Regions from separate parts of the Mus musculus genome. Here all the other regions are linked to region 2. Evidence: chromatin loops called from intact Hi-C (ENCODE). Cell type or tissue: gastrocnemius. All regions are shown on one strand. Links, peaks and the distances in the headings refer to the core of each region. The heading gives the core; the rest is flanking DNA.

Region 1 (10,531 bases), core at 1,505-9,504, 150 kb after region 2:
TAGATACCTCCATGTTAGGACAAAACATAATTATTAATTTATGTCTTCTTAATTTTTAATTTTATAAAATATAGAGATTTATTATGTCATTTCCACAAATGTTTAAACTTTATATATTCATACCTAACCACTACTTTTTCTTCTACTCTTTCCCAGTTTTCCATTTCCACATTCCTAACAGTTCTGTTTTACTTTCATGTCTTTTCATCTCTGCTGGACTCCGCTTGTAGAAAAGAAGCTATCAGATTCTTCTCCATGAGCCTTGCTTATTTCCTTAAATGTGATAATAGCCATGTCCACCCATTTGTTTGAAAAAAACACAATTTTATTTTTCTTGTATTTGTGTTTGTTCGGTTTCTTGTAGCACTGGCTAGCCTCAAACTTGTGATCCTCCTGCTTCAGCCTCCCATGTGGGCTACAGTTACAGACAAATGTGTCCCTGTGCTCTTTTGCTAAGCCTTCATTCTTCTTAATGACTAAATAGAACTCTATTGTGTGTGTATATATACATACATGTGTATATATGCATAATATATCATATTTTCTTCATTCATCTACTGGGGGGCACCTAAGCTGATCATTAATTTGGATATTATAAATTGTGAGACAATAAATATGAATATACTGTTACCTCTATAGTAAGGTCACTTTAATTCTTTTGGGTGCATATCTGGAAATAGTGCAGCTGGATTGTATAGAATTTCTGTTTTTAATTTTTTATGAGCTCTCATAGTGATTTCCATAGAATGATAACCTGCAGGCTCATCAGCTGTAAGGATTTATAAGGATTCCCTTTCTCATCGTCCTTGCCAATATCTGTCACCCATTTCCCTTGGTGGCACATAGTCTGGCTGGGGTAAAACAAAATCACAACATAGTTTTGATTTGCATTTCCCTGATAGCTAAATATGTTGAAGACTTTTGACATATTTATTGAACATTTGCCATTTCTTCATTTGAAAACTGTATGGTTCATACAATCTGTAAACTTGAAAGAACTCATTTATAAGTTCATTTGAACCATCAGTCATGGTTTCCCACAAATGACTTAAACCTGTAATTATCTTACTTTCCCAAAGGAATAGAAAGGCGTCCTTTTGGGTTTTGTAGCACTTGCCCTTCTCTAGAAAGCTCTTCACTGCCCATTACAGAACTTAGAAAAGATGATCACCATTCACTGTACATCAATCCATCATCATATGCTGGCAACATCTAATTTCTACAGCACACTTCTACCAAATCTACAAGTCATAACCCATTTTGCAGATGATTGACCTACACAAGAAAAATGAAGAAATGGGAGTGATACTTTTATTTCCTATAAATCATGCCTTGCTCCAATTTATTCTCAGTATCAGAGCAGAACTGGTGCCATTTAGATGAGCTCATTGAAACCTGTCAGGTCCTCTCAACAAAGATTAATTAGGATGTGTCAGCTGTGTTGGTGGCAGAGCTATCTTGTTTAAAGACTTCAAGGAGTAATGTACAAAGCAAAGCTACAACTGTTCAATCTTTAACATGGCATGCATAAAATCAATATTTCAGGCTCCTTTGGGAGGTACAGTTCAGCATGCTCTTTATGGATCGTCATAATGACCTCAGCCAGCCCCTCCTGTCCAGTGGGGAAAATGGAATTTCTCAGCCCTTCAGAAGAGACTCAAAATCTGGGCAGTCTGTAGGGCCAGTGGACAGGTTGATGGTTTTCTAGAAGACAAATGTCAGATGTAGGATTTTCCTAGATGCCACACCATAATCAGTTCCATGTGCCCCATACTCACAGGGCCAATCTTACTCACTGGAGACAATTAGAGACGGCAAAGTTTGGGCATGCTCAGAGGACATGCTGAACATGCTTCACTCTCCGGGAGAGTACAAGCATCCCATGCAGATGAGGGACTCATAATTTTATCAGTATTTTTTTATTTCTAGAATGTTGGTGGGAGTGGGGGCTGGAAGGGGGTGCAAGAAGCAAGAGGCTGATACCAGTGATACAACTGCTATCCGCCTCTTCTATCACTTTCCAACTAATTTTTATATTTTTGGTTTTGTGGGCTCAGCAAACTTTATCGATGATATTCAAGAGAGTAGAGATCTAGAGGCCTCCCCCATCATTACGGAGTTCTGGAATGGGAACTGTGAGGGAGATGCTCAATGCTGGGAGCTGAATTGGAACAGAAACTCCTCAGCAGCCCATGGCCTCTCTTTTGATCTTATGTTCCTGCTAGGGTGGATGGTCCAGGACATGTTAATCCTTGGAGGCCATGTAGGTCATAAGGTTCACCATCATGTTGCTATAGAGTATTCATTGGCGTACCAGGAAATGAGCTTTACAACGTTGTAGTTGAGAAGAATGCCAGCCCCAGCATCAAAGGTGGAAGAGTAGAAGTCACTGTTAAAGTCACAGGAGACAACCTCAGTATAGCCCAGGATGCCCTTCAGTGGGCCTGCCCATGCCTGCTTCACCACCTTCTTGATGTCATCAAACTTGGCAGCCTTCTCCAAGTGGAATGTCAGATCCACAACAGACACACTGGGATAGGAACAGAGAATGCCATGATAGCGAGCTTCCCATTCAGCTCTGGGATGACCTTGCCTACATACAGCCTTGGCAGCACCAGTGGATGCAAAGATGATGTTCTGGGCAGCCCAATACCAGTCACACCACAGCTTTCCAGAAGGTCCATCCCCAGTCTTCTAGTAGCAGTGACAGCATAGATTATGATCATGAGTCCTTCCACAATGCCAAAGTTATCATGGATAACCTTGGCCAGGGGAGCTAAGCAGTTGATGGTGCAGGAAGGATTGCTGACAAGCTTACTTCTCGTGGTTCACACCCATCACAAACATGTGGGCATCAGAAGAAGGGGCATCAGATGAGAACTCTTTAGACCCCTCCCTTCTATGGGGTCCCAACATTCTCCATGGTGAAGACACCAGTAGACACCATGACATATTCATCACCAGCATTACCCCATTTGATGTTAGCAGGATCTCACTCCTGGAAGATAGTAATGTGCTTCCCATTGATGACAAGTTTCTCATTCTCAGTCTTGACTATACTGTTGAACTTGCCATGGATAAAGCCATACTGGAACATGTAGACCATGTAGTTGAAGTCAGTGAAGGGGGTCATTGATTGCAACAATCTCCACTTTACCAGGTAAGCTGGCAGCCCTGGAAACCAGGCACCCAACATAGCTTAATGCATTCACTCTGACCTTCACCATCATGTCTAAGGGCAGAGGCTGGCACTGCATGAGAAGATGCAGCTATCTCTGGAACAAGGAGGAGCAAAGAGCCTTCAACTTATTGCCTGAGATAAGGTCTTTCAGTGAACCTGAAACTTATTGATTTGGCTACACCAAGTGGCTGTTAAACTTCAGATATCCTCTTGACTCAGCTTCCTCAGTATTGGTACTAAAGGGATGTGGTGGTTTGAATATGCTTGGCCCATGGAGTGGCACTATTAGGACATGTGACCTTGTTGGACTAGGCGTGGCCTTATTGGAGGAAATATGTCACTGTAGGGGTGAGCTTTCAGACCCTTCTCCTAGTTACCTGATAACAGTCTGCTCCTGGCTTCCTTTTGATGAAGATGTAGAACTCTCAGCTCCTCCAGCACCATGATTGCCATGATCCTACCTTGATGATAATCGACTAGACCTCTGAACCTTTAAGCAATCCCCAATTAAATGTTGCCCTCTATAAGAGTTGTCTTGATCGTAGTATCTGTTCACAGCTGTAAAACCCTAAGACAAGGGCCTTACTGAAATACCTGGTGATTTCACTTGGGTGCTGGGGATCAAATTCCGGTCAGCATGATTGTGTGACAAGCAGTTTACCTACCCCTAATTGTAATCCCTGACCTTTTCAATCTTGGAGAGATAAAAATAAAGGGATGTTTGCAATTTAGATAGTCAAATATCTACCCTTTCTTCCATTGGCATCTGAAACTTTATTTCTAACTGAGGATAATCCAAAGGGGACATGGTTGAGGTCTTACTATTCCATAATAATCAAGCCAAGATGATTACACTTCCAAACTGTCATATGGTTCTATCTGAAGACAATTTTGATCATAACAATGTGAAGCTGTCACTGGCATTAGTGGGTAGAGCTCAGATATGAATCTGAATGTCCCTCCACAGAAGAAAACTATCTGTCCCCATAATGTCCATAGTGTCATTGATGAGATTCTTGAATTAACATAATGATAAAAGACTAATGTTTACCCAATGAAAAAGCTTAAGAGATTAAAAAAATGTTTCACATCATGTTATAGGAAGCAAAAATAAAATGAATTAATTGTTCTAAAAGCAAATAATAAAGATCTGAGCCCCTGCCCACAACATCTTTCTGGAACAGGCAGGTAGACGAACAGACAGACAGACAGACAGACAGACAGGTATACAATACTGCTAGGTCTAACATGGACTCAAATCCTTAGGTGAGTCTGGAGTGCCAGCAGCCTTGGAGGTGGCAGGAATTCTTTTAGGATATTTTATAGCCAGAAATAGTTTGTACCATGTTGGGATCTTGGGAATGGGGAAACTTTGGAACTTTTAGACAGTATTGGAACTATTAAAGACTATAGGGAGTTTTGATGTCAGACTAGACACATTTAGCACTATGAGCTGGCCATGTGCCTATGAGGCTGTGTGGTGGGATGCAATGGTTAAAATGAGGAATGTCTCCTATAGGTTCATGTATTTGAGCAATTCTCCAGTCAGTAGCACCACTTGGAGGAATTACAGAACTTTTCAGACATGGACTTGTTCTGGAAGAAGTACCTCACAGGAAATGGGCTTTGTGAGTTTGTAGGCTCACGCCATCTTGTTTCCTCTTGGCTTCCTGTTTGCTACTGAGTTATGATCTCTGAGGTTCCTGTTCCTACCATATGCTGCCATGCCAAGATGAGCTCTTATCCCTCTGAAAACATAAACCAAAACACACTGTTGGATCAAAAAGCTGCTCCTGATTGTGGCATTTTTATCACAGCAAGAGAAAAATGACTAATGCATGCTCCACCCCACGGCTGAAGATATGCAGTTGGTAGTATTTCATTCCAGAAAGTCACCATACTAAAGCGAGAAGGACTTCTTGACATTGGAGATCAGACTGGAACACAAGTGACTCTACCTTGTGAAGCTTCGTAATCAACCCCTGATAACTATGAGGAAAAACAGAATCCTTGAGAGGAAAACAATGACTTGGTCAAAGAGTGACTGTATACAGGATCTGAGCCTGGGAAGACCATAGCCTCTACATATTACTAGTCCTGACTCCCCCCACTGACCTGTACAATCCAAGTATGAGTTACTTTGAATCAGATTCTCTACTTAAAAAATTCTTGGAAGAAGGAGGAAGTTGGTCAAGGGGCAGATGTGAGAACCTGAATGTCAACCCAAGGCCCTTCCAACTCTTCTTGAAAGGAAAGCCTAGATTCACCCAGGGTGCTTTAGAACACTCAACATTTTGTTTACAGCCAGTACCAAGCAGGATAGTGGAGAGGATGAGGGACTAGCCTTGATCTTCCTCTCTGGAAACTGATCCTCTCCACAGCTAACCTTCTCCGACTGAAAACTCTCAGCAGGTCCTGACTTTACTCCAGACATGGAACATGAGACTAAAAAGATGGAAGCTGAAGTAGGAAAAGATACCACTTTCCATAGTGCTCCTCTAATTGTCCTATAATCTCCCCATATTCTCCTAAGCTGGTGTATCTGGGACCTTCACACTTCACTTAAGGTAGTACTCAGCTGTCCCCACCTCTTTGCATCCTTTTAGGAGCAGGGCATAGAACAAATAGCAATGAAAAGAATTACTACAGAAACCATCCATGCGACCAAATCAGACAGACCAAAAATTCAGTTACCATTATAATTTAGAAAAGTAAATTTCAGACACAACTGGACAAAGGAAGTGCTGCTTAGAAAACGTTCCCTCTTGTGATGCACTGTAGCTGACTTAAGAATCCCCAAGTCCCTAAAGTGTTAAGTTCAAGAGAAATTGACTGAAGAGGACAGGGCTTAAGATAAACATCAGCTGTGACTTACTCCTCAGCCACAGTTGAAGAGAGGGCTCCAAACATGTTTTTTTCGTTCGTTTTTTTCTCTTTGTATCTCCCCTATGTGAGAAACATGGCATGCACAATTGGCGCCTATATTATCCCCTGGCCAATACTTTACCCCAGTTGCCTTAGCAACTGTCAATATTTGTCTGGTATGTCACAGCCCCAGTTGGCTGAAGGCTGGTTCAGCATTGGCTTTTGTGAAATTTAGGGAAGAGAGACACCCAGTGGTCATGCTGTTCTGTTTCATTTTATTTTTACTAGAAACATTTTTAGTAATTTTAAAGTCTAATCCTCTTGTAATGATCAACAACCCACACAGTAAACGTGAGGAAAACATGAAAGGACATTGGTGAACACACTAACCTTCCCTATAAAGGCCTGACAGGAAATATTTTAGACCCTGTAGGCCACATGCTGTCTTTTGAAACTACTCAGTTTTGCTGTTACCATGCAAAACCAGGGGTAGAACTTTTGTCAACAAGAGTAGATGGGTTCCAGTAACATATTTCTGCATGTGCGTGTGCGTATGTGTGTGTGTGTACATGCATGTAGAGTCCAGAGGACAATCACGAATGCTGTTCCTTGGGCACTACCTTTAAGACTAGCCAGGTACTGGTTGAGAAGGCCTGACCTGTCTCCATCATCCCAGCACTGAGATTATAAGTATATGCTCTCATGTCTGACACCTTTTTTAAAAATGGCGGGGGGGCGGGGGCTGGAGATCAAATTGAGATTGCATGCTTACTAGGGAAACACCTTTCCACCTTGGTCATCTTCTCAGCCAGCAATAATAGAAACAGGCAGTAGGCCAGATTCATTCCTCAAGAAATGGCCTCCAAACCTAGCAAGGGAAGTTTGAATCTCTCTTCTTTCAACTTGCATATGCAATTGTGCCCTCTGAATACCCCACATTCAAGAAAGTTGGAGCATCACTGTGAAAAAACATAATATCAACATGCTATTTGTAATGTGGCAGCTATTGAATTTGTCCCAGGCACCGTGCTAAGGACCACACTGTGACAATAGCACACTAAGTTGCTGATTTTGCAACTCCTCGAACTCAAATATTAAAACCTGATCCCACAGTGTGATGACATTAGAAAATGGGGTCATACCAGTACCTTGCAGTTTTTATCACAATTGCTCTGTAGTACAGCTTTAGGTCAGGCATGGAGATTCCACAGGAGGTTTTTTTTTTTTTTTCCTTGAGCAGAGTTTTTGCTATCCTAGGTTTTTTGTTATTCCAGATGAATTTGCAGATTGCCCTTTCTAGTTCGTTGAAGAATTGAATTGGAATTTTGATGGGGATTGCATTGAATCTGTAGATTGCTTTTGGCAAGATAGTCATTTTTACAATGTTGATCCTGCCAATCCATGAGCATGGGAGGTCTTTCCATCTTCTGAGATCTTCTTTAATTTCTTTCTTCAGAGACATGAAGTTCTTATCATACAGAACTTTCACTTCCTTAGTTAGAGTCACACCAAGGTATTTTATATTATTTGTGACTATTGAGAAGGGTGTTGTTTCCCTAATTTCTTTCTCAGCCTGTTTATCCTTTGTGTACAGAAAGGCCATTGACTTGTTTGAGTTAATTTTATATCCAGCTACTTCACCGAAGCTGTTTATCAGGTTTAGGAGTTCTCTGGTGGAATTTTTAGGGTCACTTATATATACTATCCTATCATCTGCAAAAAGAGATATTTTGACTTCTTCCTTTCCAATTTATATCCCGTTGATCTCCTTTTGTTGTCAAATTGCTCTGGCTAGGACTTCAAGTACAATGTTGAATAGGTAGGGAGAAAGTGGGCACCCTTGTCTAGTCCCTGATTTTAGTGGGATTGCTTCCAGCTTCTCACCATTTACTTTGATGTTGGCTACTGGTTTGCGGTAGATTGCTTTTATCATGTTTAGGTATGGGCCTTGAATTCCTGATCTTTCCAAGACTTTTATCATGAATGGGTGTTGGATTTTTGTCAAATGCTTTCTCCGAATCTAATGAGATGGTGCTGGCACAACTGGCAGTTATCATGTAGAAGAATTCGAATTGATCCATTCCTTGTACTAAGGTCAAATCTAAGTGGATTAAGGAACTCCACATAAAACCAGAGTCAGTGAAACTTATAGAGGAGAAAATGGGGAAAAGCCTCGATGATATGGGCACAGGGGAAAAATTCCTGAATAGAACAGCAATGGCTTGTGCTATAAGATCGAGAATCGACAAATGGGACCTCATAAAATTGCAAAGCTTCTGCAAGGCAAAAGACACTGTCAATAAAACAAAAAGGCCACCAGCAGATTGGGAAAGGATCTTTACCTATCCTAAATCAGATAGGGGACTAATATCCAATATATATAAAGAACTCAAGAAGGTGGACTCCAGAAAATCAAATAACCCCATTAAAAAATGGGGCTCAGAGCTAAACAAAGAATTCTCACCTGAAGAATACCAAATGGCTGAGAAGTACCTGAAAAAATGTTCAACATCCTTAATCATCAGGGAAATGCAAATCAAAACAACCCTGAGATTCCATCTCACACCAGTCAGAATGGCTAAGATCAAAAATTCAGGTGACAGCAGATGCTGGCGAGGATGTGGAGAAAAAGGAACACTGCTCCATTGTTGGTGGGATTGCAAGCTTGTACAACCACTCTGGAAATCAGTCTGGCAGTTCCTCAGAAAATTGGACATAGTACTACCGGAGGATCCCGCAATACCTCTCCTGGGAATATATCCAGAAGATGTCCTAACTGGTAAGAAGGACACATGCTCCACTATGTTCATAGCAGCCTTATTTATAATAGCCAGAAGCTGGAAAGAACCCAGATGCCCCTCAACAGAGGAATGGATACAGAAAATGTGGTACATTTACACAATGGAGTACTACTCAGCTATTAAAAGGAATGAATTTCTGAAATTCCTAGGCAAATGGATGGACCTGGAGGGCATCATCCTGAGTGAGGTAACCCAATCACAAAAGAACTCATACAATATGTACTCACCTATAAGTAGATATTAGTCCAGAAACTTAGAATACCCAAGATATAAGATACAATTTGCAAAACACAGGAAACTCAAGAAGAATGAAGACCAAAGTGTGGACACTTTGCCCCTTCTTAGAATTGGGAACAAAACACCCATGGAAGGAGTTACAGAGACAAAGTTTGGAGCTGAGACGAAAGGATGGACCATCTAGAAACTGCCATATCCGGAGATCCATCCCATAATCAGCTTCCAAATGCTGACACCATTGCATACACTAGCAAGATTTTGCTGAAAGGACCCAGATATAGCTGTCTCTTGTGAGACTATGCCGGGGCCTAGCAAACACAGAAGTGGATGCTCACAGTCAGGTATTGGATGGATCACAGGGCCCCCAATGGAGGAGCTAGAGAAAGTAACCAAGGAGCTAAAGGGATCTGCAACCCTATAGGTGGAACAACAATATGAACTAACCAGTACCCCAGAGCTCGTGTCTCTAGCTGCATATGAATCAGAAGATGGCATAGTCGGCCATCAGTGGAAAGAGAGGCCCATTGGTCGTGCAAACTTTATATGCCTCACTACAGGGGAACGCCAGGGCCAAGAAGTGGGAGTGGGTGGGTGGGGGAGTGGGTGGGGGAGCATGTGGGGGACTTTTGGGATAGCATTGGAATGTAAATGAAATAAATACCTAATAATAAATAAATAAATAAATAAATAAATAAATAAATAAATAAATAAGATTTAAAAAAAGAAAATGGGGTCACTCAGTCATAAGGATGCATCCCATAAACATAATTAGTGGTCTTATAAAAATGAGAGTTTGCTCTCTTGTGAATATTTGCCTCTCTGTGCATGATAAAACACAGAAAGATATCTATAATCAGGAAGAAGGTCTTCACTGAATTCCACAGCTGCCACAACTTGGGACTTTCTATCAGTCCATGCTGGTAGTTTTATGCCAAGTTGACACAAGCTAGAGTTGTTTTGGAAGAGGAGACCTCTATTGAAACTATATCTTCAGTAAACTGAGTACATTTTCTTAATGGGAGACTGATCTGGGATGGCCCAGTTCACTGTGGGTGATGCCACCCCTGGTCTGGTGATGCTGAGTGCTATGAGAAAGCAAGCTGAGAAATCCATATGGAGCAAGCCAGTTAATAGCAGTCCTCCATGGCCTCTGCATCAGCTCCTCCCTCCATGTTCCTTCCCTGCTTGAGTTCTGGCCCTGAATTCCTTTGATGATGTACTGTGCTTTGAATTGCACACTGAAATAAAGCCGTTCCACCCCAAATTGTTTGGGGCTGTTGTGTTTTACCAAGGCAATAGAAACCCAAACTAAGACACAGACTATGATAAATAAATGTTTCCAGTATCTCATAACAGTGCCCTAAATAACAATCAGTTACCTAATAAAAACACAAACTCTCATTTAACTCAAATGATAGTAAACGAGACTGTCAGAAATTTTTAAAGA
Region 2 (10,531 bases), core at 920-8,919:
AACTGTAGCTTGTTTCCTTCTGAGTTGTTCTTCTTGTTCTCTGAAGAAATTTGAACAGACTTACCTTTCCAATACAAAAAAATGAAATCAGATAGCTAGCTAAAGCAGACGTACAGGGATGTTGTGAGGGATTCCTTCATATTAGCATGGATGGCTCTCCTCATTAGATCTCCACTAGATCATGTTTGCTGATGGTATATGCTAATTTGATGTCTTAATAGTTGTCTAAGGCTTCCTATTGCTGTGAAGAGACACTATGATCACAGCAACTCTTATAAAGGACAGCATTTAATTAGAGGCTAGCTTACAGTTCAGAGGTTTAGTCCATTATCATCATGGCGCGAAGCATGGTGGCATGCAAGCAGACTCAGTGCTGGAGGGGTAGATGAGAGTTCGATATCGGGATCCCCAGGCACCAGGAAGTGACACCAGACCTGACTTGATCATTGGAAATCTCATAGCCTGCCCCATTGACACACTTCCTCCAACAAGGCCACACCAACTACAACAAGGCCACACATCCTGTTGCCATTCCCTACGAGCTTATGGGGGCTACTCAAATTCAAACCAGCATAATAGAGAGCCTGAATCCTGAAATGACTAGATGTCTTCTACCTGCTTCTGGGCTCCTTTACCTTTGAATCTCAAGTAAATTCAAGTTCATTTCAAGTAAATAGGAAATTAATTTGTTAACATTGTTCAACTCATATTATTAAGGGATGCAATTTAGTTGCTAGAGTACTGAGTACACTTTGCTTTTTAAAATTTCAAAATCTGGACATTTATTTGGAACTCTGCTTTTCTGAAAATTTTCCAGTGGGGGAAAACTCAGAAGATTTAAGAGATCTCTCATCCATCCACTCATTTAACATGCATTTCTTGAATTTTTATGTGTGTTCTAGATGTAAAGAAAATGAGGTGCCTGTTCTCATGGGGCTTCCACTTAAGGGCAAGGAGGCACTAAATATATGTAAAATATAATTGTCCTTCTGTAGATTGAGATTCTGTATATCTTCAGGTTCAACTGATCATGGATGGAAAATATTTTTAAATATTATTTTAAATTTTTAATTTTATGTCTGAACTAAATAAGCAAACTTTCCTTGCTATTATTCTTTACACCATATAGCACAGCAACTCTTCACATAGCATTTAATGCATAAGTAATGCTGAGATGATTTACAGTATATGCAAAGATGTGCATAGGTTATATGCAAATATGACCATTTTATGGTCATATGAGACTTAGACATATGAAGATTTGTTTCCATGGAGTGTCCTGGGGCAATTTCTCATGGAATCTGAGAGATGGTTATTGTGTATTTTGAGGTAAATATTCACGAGTGCTAAAGAGAAGAAATCAAAACAAGTAGCGTATAGGAGGGGCAGGGAACTCTAGCCTCTGATGGGAAGGAAAGACTAATACAGAATAAACAAGAGGAATCCTGCAGCTGAAGGGGAGGCTGATAACCTGGTCCTGTTAAGAAATCATCTGGTATGATCAAGCGCCAGCAAGAAAAGCATCTTGTGTCTAGAGAATCAGGAGTGAAAGGATTGGGTGAGGTAAGGTGAAAAAGCAGGGTCGGGGTGAAGCTTATAGAAAGAGATTCTCATCAGTTGCAAGGGACTCTTTCTGTGTTAGCAGGGAAACCATTGAGGAATGCTGTGGTCTGGCTTCTGGCTTAATGTACACTGGGCAGGGGTATATTAGGCAGCTCGGGAGTAGAGTGATTACCTAGTATTCATAAGGCCAGAGGTTCAATCCCCTCTACATGTGTGCATGTCTCTCTCTCTCTCTCTCTCTGTCTCTGTGTGTGTGTCTCTCTCTCTGTCTCTCTCTGTCTCTGTCTGTCTCTCTCTCTCTCTCTCTCTGTGTGTGTGTGTGTGTAAGAGAGAGAGAGAGAGAGAGAGAGAGAGAGAGAGAGAGGGAGAGGGAGAGAGAAAGAGAGCTACTAGTAACAGATTGCTACAGACTAATAGTTAAAACAACCCAACCACTCTTCTGTATGGTGGAAGTTGGAAATCAAGATTCAGCGGAGCCAGACTTCCTCTGAGACCCACAGCCTCCCTCAAACTTCATAGCTTCTAATGGCAACCAGTAGTCCTTGCCATTCTTGGTGGCAACTTAGTCTCTAGTCACTCAGTAAATTATAATTAGGAGTTGATATTGTATAAAAGGAAAGTTTTGTTGATTGTCTTGACAATCTGCAGAGTAATCTGCAGAGTTTGGGGCATTCTTTACGGTAATGCCCAAAGGGTGGCTTTACCAGGAAGGTTCAGTATCAACTGTGAACTGGAAGTTCTGAACAATGGAAGAACTCTCTTCAATCATTCAGAACAACTAAGGACAGCCAACGTAGGTGGTCACTGTCCAAGAGTGGGGAGTAAGATGGTGAAGGAGACTCCATACAGTGGCTTTCCTTGAAGAGACAGACACAGAAGTAAACATGCAACATCACAAAACTAGTTACCCTTAGGAAGAAGGCCTTAAAGCTAACTAATCTGGTTGAAGGGGAAATGGATCAGAGTGCTTCTTGGTAGAAGCAATAGACAGACACTCTGAAAAGTCAATCAAAAAACTCGAACCAGTTATGACAGAGCAGTATCCACTTGTAAAGGCTCAAAAGAAGAGATTGTGCTTGGGGGGGGCGGGGCAGAGGCTCCTGCTCTGATGGCGCATGGAGGCTAAGAGGGTGGTGCCTGCAGGACTCATGTGGTATGTGTCAGCAGAGGTTAAGCATCCAGGTCAGGTTGAGAAACTGTGCTTTGTCCTAGGGGGCTCCAGCTCGATCCCATAATCCCTTGAGTGACACCCACAGTGTACAGTGAACTGCCATCCTAATACAATAACTCTATGGCTGACAGCGGTCCCGTTCCTCAAATGATAAGCCTGAAGTTCCCCTTACTTTTCCACTTTGGGACATGTCACGGGCCACATGATCGAGTGAGTGGTCTTCTGTAGTCGGGACCACTGATTGGATGGACAGTAGAGGAAAGAAAGCAAACGCAGAACAGCTTCTGGGGTGAGAGAAGCTGCTGGGGTATCACTTATTGCCGGACTGCTTTGAATTCATGGGTTTCCCCCTTCAGTTTGAATAATGACGCTTTCTTTCTATATCCATCATAAGGATTTTTATTATGCCTTCCTCAACATTTCCCATTAACCTATAAAATTCAAATCTGTTCTGACATTTTGAGCTGTCTTTTAGAGACCAGATCTGAAGGCACATAAATAAAGAATCAACTTCAGAGAGTAGAACAGGGCTTTTCAGGTACAGAGAAGGCAGAGGGACGATTGCGAGAACTTAGGTAGTGTGTACAAAATAGCACCTGGACAGGATTAAGGTCCCAGTGTTCTCATGCCCAGTGGGAGACTGAAATTAACAATAACAAATTATATATTTCAAAACAGTAAAGATAGGCTGCCTTATACTAATTGCCTTGACACAATTATCAGGCGTTTTATATATATTTTGAAATATCATACTATACCCAAGAAATGGGTACAGTTATATGAAAAAAATCTTACAAATAATATAACCTGTTTTACAAAACAAATTCGCATCCCTGTGTTGTGTGAAACTTGGAAGGAATTAGACAGATCAACGAATGTTTAAAATTACTATAATTCTACAGCCTGCTATACATGATGATTGCAAAAGGAGAGTGTACATTTCTTTCACTAAACAGAGCTTTGAACACGTGAGTGATCCCCCTCTTTTGGCTGCAGAATAAAAAATAGCCAATAGGATTTATTGAGCATAGATTGTGTGCTAATCACTAATTTAAGAATTGTGCATACATCAAATTTAATCTTCACAATTTCAAGTATATTCTCTCATGGCCATCATTTTTGACCAATGTATAAATGAGCCTCTTAAAAGCTAGGAGACTCATGTAAACTAATTGTGAGAGTTTCTTGATTAGTGATTGGTATAAAAGAGCCCAGCCCACTATGATTAGTGCCAGCCCTAGGCAAGCAGTCCTGAGTTACCCAAGATAGCAGACTGAGCAAGCCAGATGGAGCAAAGTCAGTCAGCAGCATTGCTCCTTGGTTTCTACTTCAGTTCCTGCCTCTAGGTTCCGACCTTGAGTTCCTTCCCTGGCTGCCTTTAATCATGGACTGTGATGTGGAAGTGTACGATCAAATAAAGCCTTTTCTCCACAGTTGCTTTTGGTCATACAGGATATTTTATTTCAGCAATAGAAACCCTAACTAAGACAGCAATACATCCAGAATATAGCCATGTCTATGTCATGAAGTGTGTCACAGCCAGCAAGCAATGGCATCCATTGCCTTGAAAAGTAATAGCCCTGAACCAGTCGCAAGTAGCTGAGCTGTGACTTTCTAATCTTTGTCTCAAACCATGAATCTGATGAAGGAATGACAGAGTATTTTACAATAAAAAGAGGACCTCTTCCTTGATCTCTGTCTATCTTAGTTCTCATACCCCAGCCTGATAAACTTTTCATCCTTTCTTAAAGTACTTTAATGGTCACTAAGCTACCAAGTGAGTACTTGAATTCTTTAAAATGTGACACTGCATTTTAAGCTCTCATGGGTTCTGTTTTACAATTTACTGAACCCTGCCCAACCCTAACTAGAACTTAAATGAGTTCTGGTCACTCACAGTAGCTATTTATGATCAGTTGATCAATTCTTCTGGTGAAATGTCCCCAAACAAGACTTCAGGTCAGCATGAGAATACTTTTTCATGGAACCCATTAGGTGGGGCTGATATTTGCATTGCAAAGCCACAAGTGAGATTTCTTCTTAGGCCTCGCTGCTTTTCTCTTTTGATCGCTTAATAATTTCCATTTCTATTCTGATTGATCAAGAACAAGCAAACAACAAAACCGATGCTTACTGTCCCTTAAGCTATGCTTCCCTGCAGTCAGGAGAGGGCGCTCAGGATATATTTTAGAAATGTGGTAGGCAGCTGCTCAAGGGTGGGAAACTTCAGCAATATTTTCCATTCTGAGTCTCTTTCCTCTGGGAAATATGAAACTTTACGGCAGTGTGTAACATGCTACTCTGGGTGAGAGCCAAGAACCTCAGCCCCTCTTTAGGCATCGACCAGAGCTCAAGGCTGAAAAGCAATGGAGGGCTGGAATATGATTAAAGTACTTGTTTTCACAGGGCAGTAAGGGAGTGGTGGGGGTGGAGTCAGAGGTTTGGGGACTGAACATAACAGTGTTTTGTATGTTCTTGGACCCTCCACATGTCACCACGAGCAGCTGACTTTCCAACACCTCCTGGTATCATTCACTATGACCCCAGATACAATTTGAACAGTAGACACGGGGCGCCCTTAGCAAACATGCCTCCTTCGCGAAAACCCTTCACAGTGATCAAGTTACTAACAGTGCCCTTGAAAGTCGACTTACGTTCCACAATAGGAGTACACGCAGAAGGAAAAGTCCATGGTAAGCCTTCTTGTCATTGTCTTTGTGACCAGAATCGGGTCATTCTCCAGGTAGTTTGGTCTGTTGGCTCCAGAAAAGGAGCATTGAATTGAGTTTCAGCTAAAACACCTTCCACTCTGGCTGGGGGATATGGTTAGAGATAAATCTCTTAATTTTTAGTTCCACTTTTCTCTGCAGTCTAGATAATGAGTCTGTCCGGGTCCTAAGAATCACAGCAGCTGTGTTTGACTCATTGTTTGAGCAAAGCGGCCTGGCTCCAGCCAGTGACTCCCTCCAGAGGTATCTATCTGGGCCGTGCTTTGTTCTTCTGAGGCTAGCATTACCCATATCATTCTGGTTTGTAAAAGTCAAACTTCCCTCTCATTCTAACCCTGAAATCAAAACGGCTGTACACATCAAATTCCCTCTGTCCCATAAATTCCCTCTCTTCTGTAGAGCTCTGGCTCCTTGTGGAGCTCTGCCTCCATGTATGGCATGGACGTTGCCATGTCTTGTTTATTCTTCTGCTTTCTTTTGTACTTGCTATGTGCACATGTGCACTTCCTTGTGCACACATGTACATTTATGAGACCAGGTGTTAACACCAGATCTTCTTCCATCACGCACAACCTTGTTTGTGTGAGACTGGGTCTCTCACTAAACCTGCAGCTCATTGCTTGGCTAGAGTAGCTGTGCATGAGGCCCCTGGGCTTTTATCTCCTCTCTCTCTCTCTCTCTCTCTCTCTCTCTCTCTCTCTCTGGAATGACATGCATGTTCCCCATACCTTGTATTTTAATATGGGGACTAGCCCTAGCCCTGTGCCCACGTATCCCTCCCCCAACCTGCAGGCCAGAGTAATTGTGACCACGTAAGCTAGGACCCACTAACATTCACTTGTGGAAGGAGAAGTGGACTCACAAAGCAGTTTACTAGGCACGAGAGGCTCTGGCCCTCCCAAAGGATATGTAAGCAGTTAACAATTGCCTTAAGCAGGAAACTTCCTGCTAGCATAACGGCCATGTTAGTAACCCCTCCACCATAATTGTTTAAATAACTCCAGTAAAACTCACTTCATCAAAAAGCTACACTTGAGTAGAGGCATTTCGTTGGTCCATTAATGCCTTCCTTATTGAGATGTTTGTGTATATGCTTGGCCCAGGGAGTGGCATTATTAGGAGGTATAACCTTGTTGGAGTAGCTGTGTCACTGTGGGTATGTGTTTTAAGACCCTCATCCTAGCTGCCTGGAAGCCAGTATTCTACTAGCTGCCTTCAGATGAAAATGTAGAACTCTCAGCTCTGCCTGCACCATGCCTGCCTACATGCTGCCCTGCTCCCACCTTGATGATAATGGACTGAACCTCTGAACCTGTAAGCTCACCCCAATTAAATGTTGTCCTTTATAAGATTTTCCTTGGTCATGGTGTCTGTTCACAGCAGTAAAACCCTAATTAAGACATCTATGTAGGGTGAATAGAGACTCCTCAATAAAAATAAGACTGCACTTCTGCATGGCTCCCCTCTCTATTCAGAATGCTAACTCCAAAAATAATAGGGGAAAAGGCAACTTTTAAAAAGTTAACTTCAGGAACAATTGACGCTGAATTGTATTTTAGGAAGAAATATTATTTGGTTCTTAAACAATATTTGGGGCTAACAAGAAGGCTCAGAGAAGACAGGTACTTGTCATCAAGCATGACAAACTGAGTTCAATCTCCAGGACCCAACTCCTCCAAGTTGTTCTCTGAACTATACAAGAGCCCCGTGCCATACACATGCATGCACACTTGCACACACACACACATACACACATATATAGTGTATATATATATATATGTATATATAGCACATATGCAATGGAGTATATATTCATATGCAATGGAACATATATATGTAAAACTTTTGACTTAAATATAAACTTTATTGCAATCATGTTATTTTCAATCATCATTAATGGAGGTATTTACAATGTACTGGGGTACTAATTAAATCTCAAGTTTCTAGATTTTATAGTTCAATTGTTTTATATAATATAACATTTTTATAGCACTATTACAAGCAATTAAGTCTGAGTGCATTTATAAAAGACAGGCAAGTGTGTGTGACCCTTGTCCTCAGTAAATGTGCCAGAATGTGGTGTGATACCTTTGGCCACTCAATCTGACTCACTGCAATGAACACTTGTAAGTAGAGCTGTTTGAGTAAAAGGGTACACTGTGTGACACACTTCAGCTTCCATGGTGAAATGGATTTTTGTTTGTTTGTTTTTAAATTTTTGTTTTCTTCTCAACAGGATGGGATCCCCTCTGCAAGGGCAAAGGGAACTTGAAGGGACAGAGAGAGGACTGGAACCGGCATATGTGATGTGAAATTCACAAAGAATCAATAAAATACAATTTAAGAAAAAGAAATACAATGGATTTAAACTGACCCTGACAACTCCATCAGGAGGTAACCAAAGGCTTTGGCGATTCTTTTGCTGAAAAGGGAGAATGCAGTAAAAACCTGGCAGTGACTAAGACAGGTTCTCCCATCTTTTGCTAATAGCACCTCAGATCAGCTGCTTCATAGTTGACAGTCTCAGTGAAACTTAACAAAACTGAAGACAGTAAGGTCCTGCCACCGTTTGAAGGATAAGACCTGGAGGCACACATTGCAGAGATCTGAGCTCTGGCTGTTTTGTCTTTGAGCTTTCCAGCCATCAGTATTTGTGTTCCTTTTATTAAACTCTCTCTTCTCAACAAATCCTAGACATTGAATGATGACACTGGCATATTTTGTGGATGCAGACAAGAGGAGATGTTAATGGAAGTGTCAGAAAGTTATCATTTGTATTTTTAACAGTGCAACACAATAATAACAAGGGCAGACAGGATGTGTGACTATGTGACTGGGGCTTTCAAATATTGCCTATTGCTTCATTCAATCACTAAACAACCCTAAGGGATAGTGGTTGTCCCTATTACATGAGGAACAAGAAGAAATAAAAAGGTCCAGTGGAGTCTAATGCATGATCCAAAGGCTTTCCCATGAAGATAATGAGAAAGCAACGTCACAGTGGAATTTGGAAACACGTGTGCAGCAGGCACTGAGTGGTGAGCTTTAGGTTTCCTTCTTTATTCTGTGAGTTTATGAGACACGTGGTAACACAATGACCTTAGTAGGATACATTTCAGGTGCAATGTATCAGGTTAAGGGGGGAGGGAAAGGGGGGCAGCAGCAAGCTGTGCAAGCATTCAGGCTAGGGGAGGTGATGGTTTAGGAAGGAGAGTAGGCAGGGCAGGAAGGCTTCTTATGATGCTTGGCTATGTGCTCGCCAGGGAGGGCTTAAGGTCGAAAGACTTGGACGATAATTAGAAGGGAACGGAGGCTGAATAGCAGATACCAAAGTCATAGGTAATAGAAGCAACACCCGCTGGGATAACCAGAGCTCTCAAAAATCTATAGGGTTGAGGTATCCAGACACAAAGTAGCAATAAGGAGATGTAGGGCATCATTCCTGCCCTGGTTTGATGAACAGACGCTATACACATGCTCAAATATCACACCATATTCAACCAATGAGTACAATTACTACATGTTAATACTCAACTTAAAATCTGTGGTTGGCCTATAGGAGGAACAACAATATGAACTAACCAGTACCCCCCCCCCCCAGAGCTGTGTCTCTAGTTGCATATGTAGCAGAGGATGGCCTAGTCGGCCATCAATGGGAGGAGAGGCCCTTGTTATTGTGAAGATCATATGCCCCAATACAAGGGAATGCCAGGGCCAGGAAGTGGGAGTGGGTGGGTTGGGGGGCAGGGCGGGGGACATAGGAGGTTTTGGGGATAGCATTTGAATTCTAAATGAAGAAAATATCTAATTAAAAAAAAAGAAATGGAGACATCTCTTCCCCTGTTTTGGTCACAACACACTGTCCATATGCATCTTGTCTTCACATTCTACCCAACACATGCATGTAATTAAATCATCTTCAAAGAACTAACTATTAACAATGATAATGTAGGAGAGAAAATAAATCACATTGATTATCTAGAATATTTTTTAATTCAACATGTGAAAGAGATTAAACTCTACTTCTTGTCATTGATGTGGATCCCAGTATATAGAAAAACAAACTGAAAATCTTCACTTCTAAAATTCTGATTGGAAAATATTACAGATACTTTTCACAATTCTAGACACAAGCTAGGTTTATCCTGCTAGGGCCATGTAATGAGCTGAGGCTACATGATGTCTGAGATTAGATATGTTCGCTAAAAAAATAACCTTACCTATCCTGAGCAATAACTACCCATTTGAATTATGAAAATTAAAACATCATTTCCTAGAGTTAATGGTCTGATAAAAACATATTGAATGTGTTTCGAAGGCTGAATATGTGTGTGGTCTGTGTACATATGTATGGGCACATGAATAAGCATATTTGTTCCATCTTGCAACGCAGGTTTCATGAAGGAAATGACAGATCTCAGAAATGAAGATACGAACCTCCTGACCTTTACTCACACAGCTTGAATCCAGCAAAAGAAATTGAATGTTATAAACCATGATATAATAGAATCTTGTAAATACAGTTTTCTGGGTATGCGGAGGAGGTCCTGCATATTGATCTAGAACTTACTGAGGGGTGGTTTGTTTTTAATTAACGGGGCATAATCAGAAAAAAAAATCTTCCTGGAGGAACAGATGTCTAAGCTGAATTTGAATCATAAATGTACGTTAATTAAGCTTTGAGAGGATAAAGTAGCTTTAGAAAATGAGATTGACAACTGTAAAGGGACGAGGAAAGTGGGGATAGACTTTGGAGTACTATAAATAGCCACTATGGTCATACTACATAGTGGGAACCCAAAGAAGAATTTAGGAGCATAGAAGCATGAAACCTAGGGTCTTATCTTTGTAAGAACTGTGACCTCAATCCTGAGGGCAGGACCTCACACACGGGGGCAGAGTGCTGCCCTGGTCACACCTTGTGAAAGACAGCAGCAGCACCTGCAAGAATGGGTTCAAGAGAGGTTATGGGGCACAAGGAAGGGAGTTCGGAGGCTGCTGAGTGACATGGATAGGTGAAGAAAGTATGATTAAGAAAATGGTAAAAGAAATGACAGAGACGAGAAGT
Region 3 (10,531 bases), core at 978-8,977, 65 kb after region 2:
CACTGGATGGTTTTAGCTCCCTTGTCGAAGATCAAGTGACCATAGGTGTGTGGGTTCATTTCTGGGTCTTCAATTCTATTCCATTGGTCTACTTGTCTGTCTCTATACCAGTACCATGCAGTTTTTACCACAATTGCTCTGTAGTAAAGCTTTAGGTCAGGCATGGTGATTCCACCAGAGGTTCTTTTATCCTTGAGAAGAGTTTTTGCTATCCTAGGATTTTTGTTATTCCAGATGAATTTGCAAATTGCTCCTTCTAATTCATTGAAGAATTGAGTTGGAATTTTGATGGGGATTGCATTGAATCTGTAGATTGCTTTTGGCAAGATAGCCATTTTTACAATGTTGATCCTGCCAATCCATGAGCATGGGAGATCTTTCCATCTTCTGAGATCTTCTTTAATTTCTTTCTTCAGAGACTTGAAGTTTTTATCATACAGATCTTTCACTTCCTTAGTTAGAGTCACTCCGAGATATTTTATATTATTTGTGACTATTGAGAAGGGTGTTGTTTCCCTAATTTCTTTCTCAGCCTGTTTATCATTTGTGTAGAGAAAGGCCATTGACTTGTTTGAGTTAATTTTATATCCAGCTACTTCACCGAATCTGTTTATCAGGTTTAGGAGTTCTCTGGTGGAATTTTTAGGGTCACTTATATATACTATCATATCATCTGCAAAAAGTGATATTTTGACTTCCTCCTTTCCAATTTGTATCCCCTTGATCTCCTTTTGTTGTCAAATTGCTCTGGCTAATACTTCAAGTACTATGTTGAAAAGGTAGGGAGAAAGTGGGCAGCCTTGTCTAGTCCCTGATTTTAGTGGGATTGCTTCCAGCTTCTCTCCATTTACTTTGATGTTGGCTCCTGGTTTGCTGCAGATTGCTTTTATCATGTTTAGGTATGGGCCTTGAATTCCTGATCTTTCCAGAACTTTTATCATGAATGGGTGTTGGATCTTGTCAAATGCTTTTTCTGCATCTAACGAGATGATCATGTGGTTTTTGTCTTTGAGTTTGTTTATATAGTGGATTACATTGATGGATTTTCGTATATTAAACCATCCCTTTATCCCTGGAATAAAACCTACTTGGTCAGGATGGATGATTGCTTTAATGTGTTCTTGGATTCGGTTAGCGAGAATTTTATTGAGGATTTTTGCATCGATATTCATAAGAGAAATTGGTCTGAAGTTCTCTATCTTTGTGGGATCTTTCTGTGGTTTAGGTATCAGAGTAATAGTGGCTTCATAAAATGAGTTGGGTAGAGTACTTTCTACTTCTATCTTGTGAAAAAGTTTGTGCAGAACTACAATTAGATCTTCTTTGAAGGTCTGATAGAACTCTGCACTAAACCCGTCTGGTCCTGGGCTTTTTTTGGCTGGGAGACTATTTATAACTGCTTCTATTTCTTTAGGGGATATGGGACTGTTTAGAAGGTCAACTTGATCCTGATTCAACTTTGGTACCTGGTATCTGTCCAGAAATTTGTCCATTTCGTCCAGGTTTTCCAGTTTTGTTGAGTATAGCCTTTTGTAGAAGGATCTGATGGTGTTTTGGATTTCTTCAGGATCTGTTGTTATGTCTCCCTTTTCAGTTCTGATTTTGTTAATTAGGATTTTGTCCCTGTGCCCTTTAGTGAGTCTAGCTAAGGGTTTATCTATCTTGTTGATTTTCTCAAAGAACCAACTCCTCGTTTGGTTAATTCTTTGAATAGTTCTTCTTGTTTCCACTTGGTTGATTTCACCCCTGAGTTTGATTATTTCCTGCCGTCTACTCCTCTTGGGTGAATTTGCTTCCTTTTTTTCTAGAGGTTTTAGATGTGTTGTCAAGCTGCTAGTATGTGCTCTCTCCCGTTTCTTCATGGAGGCACTCAGAGCTATGAGTTTCCCTCTTTGAAATGCTTTCATTGTGTCCCAAAGGTTTGGGTACGTTGTGGCTTCATTTTCATTAAACTCTAAAAAGTCTTTAATTTCTTTCTTTATTCCTTCCTTGACCAAGGTATCATTGAGAAGAGTGTTGTTCAGTTTCCACGTGAGTGTTGGCTATCTGTTATTTTTTTTGTTATTGAAGATCAGCCTTAGTGCATGGTGATCTGATAGGATACATGGGAAAATTTCAATATTTTTGAATCTGTTGAGGCCTGTTTTGTGACCTATTATGTGGTCAATTTTGGAGAAGGTACCATGAGGTGCTGAGAAGAAGGTATATCCTTTTTTTTTAGGATAAAATGTTCTGTAGATATCTGTCAGGTCCATTTGTTTCATCACTTCTGTTAGTTTCAGTGTGTCCCTGTTTAGTTTCTGTTTCCATGATCTGTCCATTGGTGAAAGTGGTGTGTTGAAGTCTCCCACTATTATTGTGTGAGGTGCAATGTGTGCTTTGAGCTTTACTAAAGTTTCTTTAATGAATGTGGCTGCCCTTGTATTTGGAGCATAGATATTCAGAATTGAGAGTTCCTCTTGGAGGATTTTACCTTTGATGAGAACGAAGTGCCCCTCCTTGTCTTTTTTGATGACTTTGGGTTGGAAGTCAATCTTATCAGATATTAGGATGGCTACTCCAGCTTGTTTCTTCATACCATTTGCTTGGAAAATTGTTTTCCAGCCTTTTATTCTGAGGTAGTGTCTATCTTTTTCTCTGAGATGTGTCTCCTGTAAACAGCAAAATGTTGGGTCTTGTTTGTGTAGCCAGTTTGTTAGTCTATGTCTTTTTATTGGGGAGTTGAGACCATTGATGTTAAGAGATATTAAGGAAAAGTAATTGTTGCTTCCTGTTATTTTTGTTGTTAAAGTTGGCGTTCTGTTCTTGTGGCTGTCTTCTTTTAGGTTTGTTGAGGGATTACCTTCTTGTTTTTTCTAGGGCATTGTTCCCATTCTTGTATTGGTTTTTTTCTGTTATTAACCTTTGAAGGGCTGGATTCGTGGAGAGATAATGTGTGAATTTGGTTTTGTCATGGAATACTTTGGTTTCTCCATCTATGGTAATTGAGAGTTTGGCTGGGTATAGTAACCTGGGCTGGAATTTGTTTTCTCTTAGTGTCTGTATAACATCTGTCCAGGCTCTTCTGGCTTTCATAGTCTCTGGTGAAAATCTGGTGTAATTCTGATAGGCTTGCCTTTGTATGTTACTTGACCTTTTTCCCTTACCGCTTTTAGTATTCTATCTTTATTTAGTGCATTTGTTGTTCTGATTATTATGTGTCGGGAGGAATTTCTTTTCTGGTCCAGTCTATTTGGAGTTCTGTAGGCTTCTTGTATGCTCATGGGCATGTCATTCTTTAGGTTTGGGAAGTTTTCTTCAATAATTTTGTTGAAGATGTTTGCTGGTCCTTTGAGTTGAAAATCTTCATTCTCATCCACTCCTATTATCCGTAGGTTTGGTCTTCTCATTGTGTCCTGGATTTCCTGGATATTTTGAGTTAGGATCTTTTTGCATTTTCCATTTTCTTTGATTGTTGTGCCGATGTTCTCTATGGAATCTTCTGCACCTGAGATTCTCTCTTCCATCTCTTGTATTCTGTTGCTGATGCTCAAATCTATGGTTCCCGATTTCTTTCCTAGGGTTTCTATCTCCAGTGTTGCCTCACTTTGAGTTTTCTTTATTGTTTCTACTTCTCTTTTTAGGTCTAGTATGGTTTTGTTCATTTCCATCACCTGTTTGTATGTTTTTTCCTCTTTTTCTGTAAGGACTTCTACCTGTTTGATTGTGTTTTCCTGTTTTTCTTTAAGGACTTGTAACTCTTTAGCAGTGTTCTCCTGTATTTCTTTAAGTGATTTATTAAAGTCCTTCTTGATGTCCTCTACCATCATCATGAGATATGCTTTTAAATCTAGGTCTAGGTTTTCGGGTGTGGTGGGGTGCCCTGGACTGGGCGAAGTGGGAGTGCTGGGTTCTGATGATGGTGAGTGGTCTTGGTTCCTGTTAGTAGGATTCCTACGTTTACCTTTCGCCATCTGGTAATCTCTGGAGTTAGTAGTTATAGTTGACTCTGTTTAGAGATTGTTCTTCTGGTGATTCTGTTACCGTCTCTCAGCAGACCTGGGAGACAGATTCTCTCCTCTGAGTTTCAGTGCTCAGAGCACTCTCTGCTGGCAAGCTCTCTTACAGGGAAGGTGCGCAGATATCTTGTTTTTGGACCTCCTCCTGGTTGAAGAAGAAGGCCCAAAACAGGGCCTGTCTCAGAAGCTGTGTTGCTTTGGCAGTTCCCAGAAGCTGTCAGCTTCTGTGGTGCAGACTCTCACCTGTGCAGACTAAATTCCTAAGTTCCAGGGAGTCCTGGAACCAAGATGGCGACCGCTGCTCCTGAGGCTGAGGCCGCCTCCCGAGCCAGGCGGACACCTGTCCTCTGGTCCGGACGGTGGCCGGCTGTCTGCAGCCTGCAAAGGGTGCTGCCTCAGTGGCTCTGTGCTTCCGCCTGTCCCAGAAGCTGTCCGGTTCTCCTGCGCACCCTCTAACCTGTTCAGACTAATTTCCTAAGTTCTGCTGAGTCCCGGAACCAAGATGGCGACCGCTGGTGCTCAAGTGGCGGCTCTTATCTTTAATCCTAGCACTCAGGCAGCAGAGACAGGCAGATCTCTTGAGTTTGAGGCTAGCAAGTTCCAAAACAACCAGAAATTCCACGGAGAAACTCTCATCTCGAGAACAACAAAAACAAAGAATTGAAACACCACAGTAATTTCTTTCTTCGTGTCTCCACTAATAAAAAAGAAATCACCATTCCTCTTCCTACATGAGGACCTTTTTCACTACTTTCTTCTAAATAAAATAAAAGTAAATTCTCAATAACTGTGTCAGTCTTCACCAAATGATAAAGGCACAGGGGTTAGGAAAAGGAAGAGGTGGATGTGGCGCCATCTAGCGGTACATCTGGCAACAGCCTGGAGGTCATAACGATGCTCTTTATCTCCAGGAGTGTATCAATCACAACTAACACAGATTAAAATGTAAAGCCCAGTATGAACCGAACCTGTTTCTTTGCAAGCTCATATTCCACGTCCAGGAAGTAAGATCCAGGAAACGCTGAAATCAGCTTTGCTGCTTTTGGGTAGACAGCTACGGAGCAGATGAATCTCTTCTGAGGTAACTGTGTTCATAGTTTAGAGATAACTATATCAAAACAGGATTGACAACGATGCACACAAATGACATAAAAGACTTCTCTTTTACTGAAAAACTGCAGATTAAGTGAGTCATGTTAAAGACAATTGGGAAATCACACGGGTGTGTAATATAACCCAGTATTTCTAATCTGCATAAAGATAAAAATATTTGTATTAAAAGGGGAGAATCATCCTGTATTATCAAGAGTTGAAATGTGTCTACTGGGACCAGTCTTGATGCCGATATTTTCTGTCTTGCCCAATGTGCAAACAGGGCAAGCCTGAACTCGTAATTCCATGCCATAAAACCTGGTTTAATTTCACTGACATTCCAAGTGTAACTCAAGTGCCTTTCTACAAAGACTTACTCATATCTCATGAAGTTAGTGTATTTCATTAGCATGGAAATCCAAAATGACCTGTTTGATGTCCAGCCATTCAGTAAGTAGGATACAGGAAAGATCTGTTAAAGATAAAATTGTCAAAATGGAGAGAATCACATAATTTATTTTAGCTTTCGTTGTAAACAACCACCTTTTTTTTTTTTGTACTATCAAACTCATGATTTCCTGACAGCTGAAGACATCTATGCCCATGGCCTGCTTACTTTTTAAATTTCTACCTTGCTTGACTTCTTTCTCTATTCAAAAGAAAACACTAAGCAAGGGGGAAAAAGAAAGTATGTCCACAAGCAGACAGAGACTGGGATGAAGCCTGAGCTCAGCATATACGTTTCAACTGCTTTTTAAGGCACTGGGTTTTGTTTTCAATGTACAGGTGTTTATCTTTATTTAGAACTAAGTTTAAATGTGACACAGATTCATTGCAATTTCCCACTGTCCTGTATCTGAAAAGCTTCCAAGTTCCCTGACGCTCTTCTTTGTCCCTGGGTATCATGATTTCAGTGTTTTTCAAATCTATTCCTCAGCTCCAGTGTTTAATGTGTGTACAGGGATTTAACCATAACGTATGTAAAGAAAAAGCTAGTACTTGTCTATTAAAAAAAAATAGCTACTTCTTTCTATTGGTTTCTATGTACTGTGACAAATTTAAGCCCGATTTTTTTCAACCTATGGGTAATGTCATAGGTATAAGATAGTGGGTACAGCATGAAATAATAAGAAGAAATTATTAGTAAACATTCATTATGATGCATTGTATGCCAAGTACTTAATGGATAATTTGTATACATATCCTCAAGTAATCTGAATAATTAATCTCAAAGATGGAAAGTTTCATTTTATAGACTAAAGAGATGCACAGAGGCCATGCCAGTTCCTTGAGTGTCCCTTAGGAGGACAAGCAGATACAAATCCAAGCATTGGGCTAGAGAAACACTGCAACAGTGAAGAGCATTGGTAGCTCTTCCAGAGGACACAGTTCAGTTCTCAGAACCCAGGTTAGAGAGCTTACAACCATCTGTAACTCCAGTTCTAGAGGGTCCAATGCCCCTTCTACCTCCTGCATGCATCTGCACACATATATGCACATAAGTAGAAACTATAAAACTCTAAGTCTTTTTACTTCAAGTTTCTTTTCACATGTCTTCTACCTACCTCTGCAACGTTTAATGATCAATAGTCCAGATTCCACACTCACTTTTTAGGAGGCCCTATTCCGACAGGGACAAACGAGACACTGATAGGGAAAATGACTGTGACAGTTGACACCTGAAATGCACTGAGGGAAAGACAGTATGTGATTTAGAGAAGATGAGAATGTCATAGTTGGAGGGAAATAAGATGATGTAGAACCAGGATTTGGAATAAATAATGAAAATATCAAAGACAAAACAAAGATGCAGAAACTGGGCAGTAAAACAGTGGTCTTCAGCTTGGAGGGGAACATTATTCGTGGGAAGTCCTCAATGGTACCTCGTTCAAAAGAATTTCCACAAAAGACATTCACCGATTTCAAAGTGTGTTTGTTATGTAATAAGAACATTCTTTATCTTCCCAGGCATTTGTTGAAATAGACTCCGTGCACAACTCTTATGTGAAATGCATTTGAACAGAAAAAATAAAATGGACTGTGTTCTACATCTGCTTTGGAAAAGGCTGGTGAGGAAGAAAGCTCAGAGCTCAGTAGGCACAGCAAGCAGAGGCTCGGGGACCCACACAACCACAGAGAGGCCACTGTGCCATGAATGGGGAAGACGGGATGTGTTGGTTTATATAAATATCAAAAAAAATTTATATACCCCACTTAGACTTGATCAACTGACTTGTCTCTTTAAGCCCACCTAGTTGGTGGGTAGAAGAAATGTCTAGAACGTTATTGTCATCATCCCTTTCAATGGCATTTGACAAATGGGTGCTTCTGGGAGAGGGCAGCTGAACTATTTCCCTTCCATTCACCGTTGCTTTTGATGTCACCATCTGCCTTTTCATGTATTTTTATTCCTAAGGAGGAATAAGTAAGTGATTCTTAGTCACAGAGTTAGGATCTGTGGTTTAGAAAAATGCTGAGTCCAGTCAAATGCGATTACGTTTGCAAACAAAGGTGCCACTAATTGTGTGCAAGACAGTCCCTTGACAAGGGGACATCTTTCATATCATATCCACTGCCTCCACATAGCCATAAGCCTCTAGACACTGCAAGAATTTCTGACCACCAAGCTTGCTTATCAGTGAAACTTTTGTTATACCAATGGAAAGATAATTGAAGGAGACTCTTAAACCATCTACTCAGATCTCCCAATATTGAAAAGAATCTGGTCTACCATAGACTCTGTGGGTTTCTTATGTATCATCTTAAACACATCTCATGATGCCTCCATTACCAAAAGAATCCTAAATTTAGGTAACAATGATCATTACTGAGTACTTGCTTATATCAAGCCTAAACTATACTCTTGGTCCTTGGTTACTTTTAGCATCTGAGGAAGCACAGGAATTATTGATCTCTTACCTGACTTTTTTCTTCAACTGTTTGGTAACACTCTCATGTCACTACTTAAGTAGTGTTGAATATATATAAACCTTATCATCTGCAGATTATGTATCTAGAACTTCTTCTGGATGCCAAAATTTATGTGTGGCACTAGGATTAAAGGTGCGAACTACCATACCTTGCTCAGGATGGTCTCTTTCATTTATCTTTGAGTCTTTCAGTTATGAATTTTCTTGTCTTTTCCATATATTCATTTTATCGTTTCTCCTCTTCCAGTTTTTCCATCCCTTCTTCCTTTTCTTATTTCCTCCTATTTATTTCCTCTCTTCTCTTTTTTCCTCTCTCCTTCAACTGTATCTTCACTGGGCACTGGGCAATTCTCTCTCTCTCTCTCTCTCTCTCTCTCTCTCTCTCTCTCTCTCTCTCGATGTGTGTGTGTGTGTGTGTGTGTGTGTGTGTGTGTGTGTGTGTGTGTATGTGTATCATTAGTTTTTTGAGACAGGTTTTTCTGTGTAATATCCCTGGAACTACCCTAGAATTTGCTTTGTAGACCAGGCTGGCCTCAAATTCATAAAGATCCACCTGCCTCTGCTGAATTCAAAGGCATGTGCCATAACACATGGCGTTTTACTCTTTAAGAGTTCATGTGGCACTCTGAATAGAATTTCCAGTGCTAACAGAATGTGAGGGGAATTTTCAAGTTAAGCTTTTTAAGTGTGGCTTCATCTTCTAGTGCTCATAGAGTAGAAGGCTTATTTCATGGGGTCTGGGTGCAGGTGACTTCTACTTGCTGTGCTTGGGACCAACCTTGGTTCAAGATCACAGTTGCGTCTTTCTCTCGATGGACTTTTCAAATATTCATGAATTCAAGGTCTCCCGGTAGGGGCCACGGAGCCTGGACATCCCTGGTGGGCTCACATTCTCATGTTGGGAAATTGTGGTGACCCTTGATTATTTTCCATCTCCTTTTTAAAAGCCCACATATGGGTAGTTCTTTGTAAAGATTCTGTTCCAAATATTTTGCTCACTTATTTTTCCCATCATATACCCTTTTCTAATTACAGTGATTGGTTTTGGAGGAAAGGCAATAATTAGTAAGAAATATCAAGTTTTTATCTGTTAGCCTCCTATCTCTGTGTTGTTTTTGCTGAGTGAACGTTAGATCCATGGCTGGACCTTATCATCGCATATGGAAAATTAGAACATGATTGCTCTTTAGTGAGCATTGTTTGTTTATTTGTTTGGAGATGGTAATCTCCGGTTACTGAGCATCTCCTCAAGCTCCCTAGATAGCTGCAAATAATCTTGAACTTCTGATCCTTCTGGCTCCATTTCCCATGTGCTGGCATTACAAGGTAGGTGCAGTGGAGAAATCAGACCCAGGACTCATGCATAATATGGAAGCAGTTTCCCAGTGAGCTGCATATCCTCATGCCCTCACTGAACACTTTTTATTCTTACCATCACCTCTCTGTTTTATTTACTAAAATGCAGGGAAAGAACTATATCATGACACTGATTTTTCTCATGTCTCATACTAATTTTTCCTTATGACTACTGAAAATATTTAACAAAACTCATGTATTATCTGGTAATATTATGAATACCAAGACCTATGTCATAACAACTGCTATACTTCATAATCCTGAGGAAGCTTGGAAGAAGAGTCAAATATGAAACTAGTAAAACTATAGGTTTCATGCAATATTATTTTGCATAAAATTCATGGTTTTGTTCATCATGTTTGTCACAGACTCCAAGCTCAAGTCAAAAAGAATTTACAAATATTTGGAATGTGTTCTTAGTATAGCTTTTCCTTAATTCTATGTTCAAATTTGTTCTCAACATTTCTTTTTGCTTTAAAGTTAGTGAAATAGAACTTTGGTACTATCTTATTGAGATATATTGTTCATTCCTTGAAGAATCGTAATAGCAATATATTTGGAAGATATTGGGTTTCCTGAATCTCTACATGAAAAGAGGTTTTATTAGAAGAATGTTATGAAGACTGTGAATTACTATGATTTAGAAAGTAACTGTGACAATTAGAAGCCTCAGAAAACTGGACATAGTACTACCGGAGGATCCAGCAATACCTCTCCTGGGCATATATCCAGAAGATGCCCCAACTGGTAAGAAGGACACATGCTCCACTATGTTCATAGCAGCCTTATTTATAATAGCCAGAAGCTGGAAAGAACCTAGATGCCCCTCAACAGAGGAATGGATACAGAAAATGTGGTACATCTACACAATGGAGTACTACTCAGCTATTAAAAAGAATGAATTTATGAAATTCCTAGCCAAATGGATGGACCTGGAGGGCATCATCCTGAGTGAGGTAACACATTCACAAAGAAACTCACACAATATGTACTCACTGATAAGTGGATATTAGCCCCAAACCTAGGATACCCAAGATATAAGATATAATTTGCTAAACACATGAAATTCAAGAAGAATGAAGACTGAAGTGTGGACACTATGCCCCTCCTTAGATTTGGGAACAAAACACCCATGGAAGGAGTTACAGAGACAAA

What was found. Peaks named below come from ENCODE experiments on the same cell type or tissue, not always from the same donor. Only the 100,000 strongest peaks of a DNase experiment are listed, where the experiment ranks them.
Region 1: a loop joins it to region 2, with 6 times the contacts of the local background. A loop is called at or near these places in 24 of 42 quality-filtered maps.
Region 3: a loop joins it to region 2, with 6 times the contacts of the local background. A loop is called at or near these places in 4 of 42 quality-filtered maps.

Annotation. Positions count from the first base shown.
Region 1 is chr15:54,762,287-54,772,817 of GRCm38, forward strand. It overlaps the pseudogene Gm7577. Among named protein-coding and RNA genes, the nearest start is that of Ccn3, 22 kb to the left of the region's middle. In gastrocnemius, for the core only: a CTCF peak has its summit at 6,284; a DNase peak (open chromatin) is centred at 6,251.
Region 2 is chr15:54,607,909-54,618,439 of GRCm38, forward strand. No RefSeq gene overlaps it. Among named protein-coding and RNA genes, the nearest start is that of Mal2, 42 kb to the left of the region's middle. In gastrocnemius, for the core only: a CTCF peak has its summit at 4,903 (motif pointing right); a DNase peak (open chromatin) is centred at 4,963; H3K4me3 peaks cover 371 bases; H3K27ac peaks cover 619 bases.
Region 3 is chr15:54,673,001-54,683,531 of GRCm38, forward strand. No RefSeq gene overlaps it. Among named protein-coding and RNA genes, the nearest start is that of Ccn3, 68 kb to the right of the region's middle. In gastrocnemius, for the core only: a CTCF peak has its summit at 4,856 (motif pointing left); a DNase peak (open chromatin) is centred at 4,859.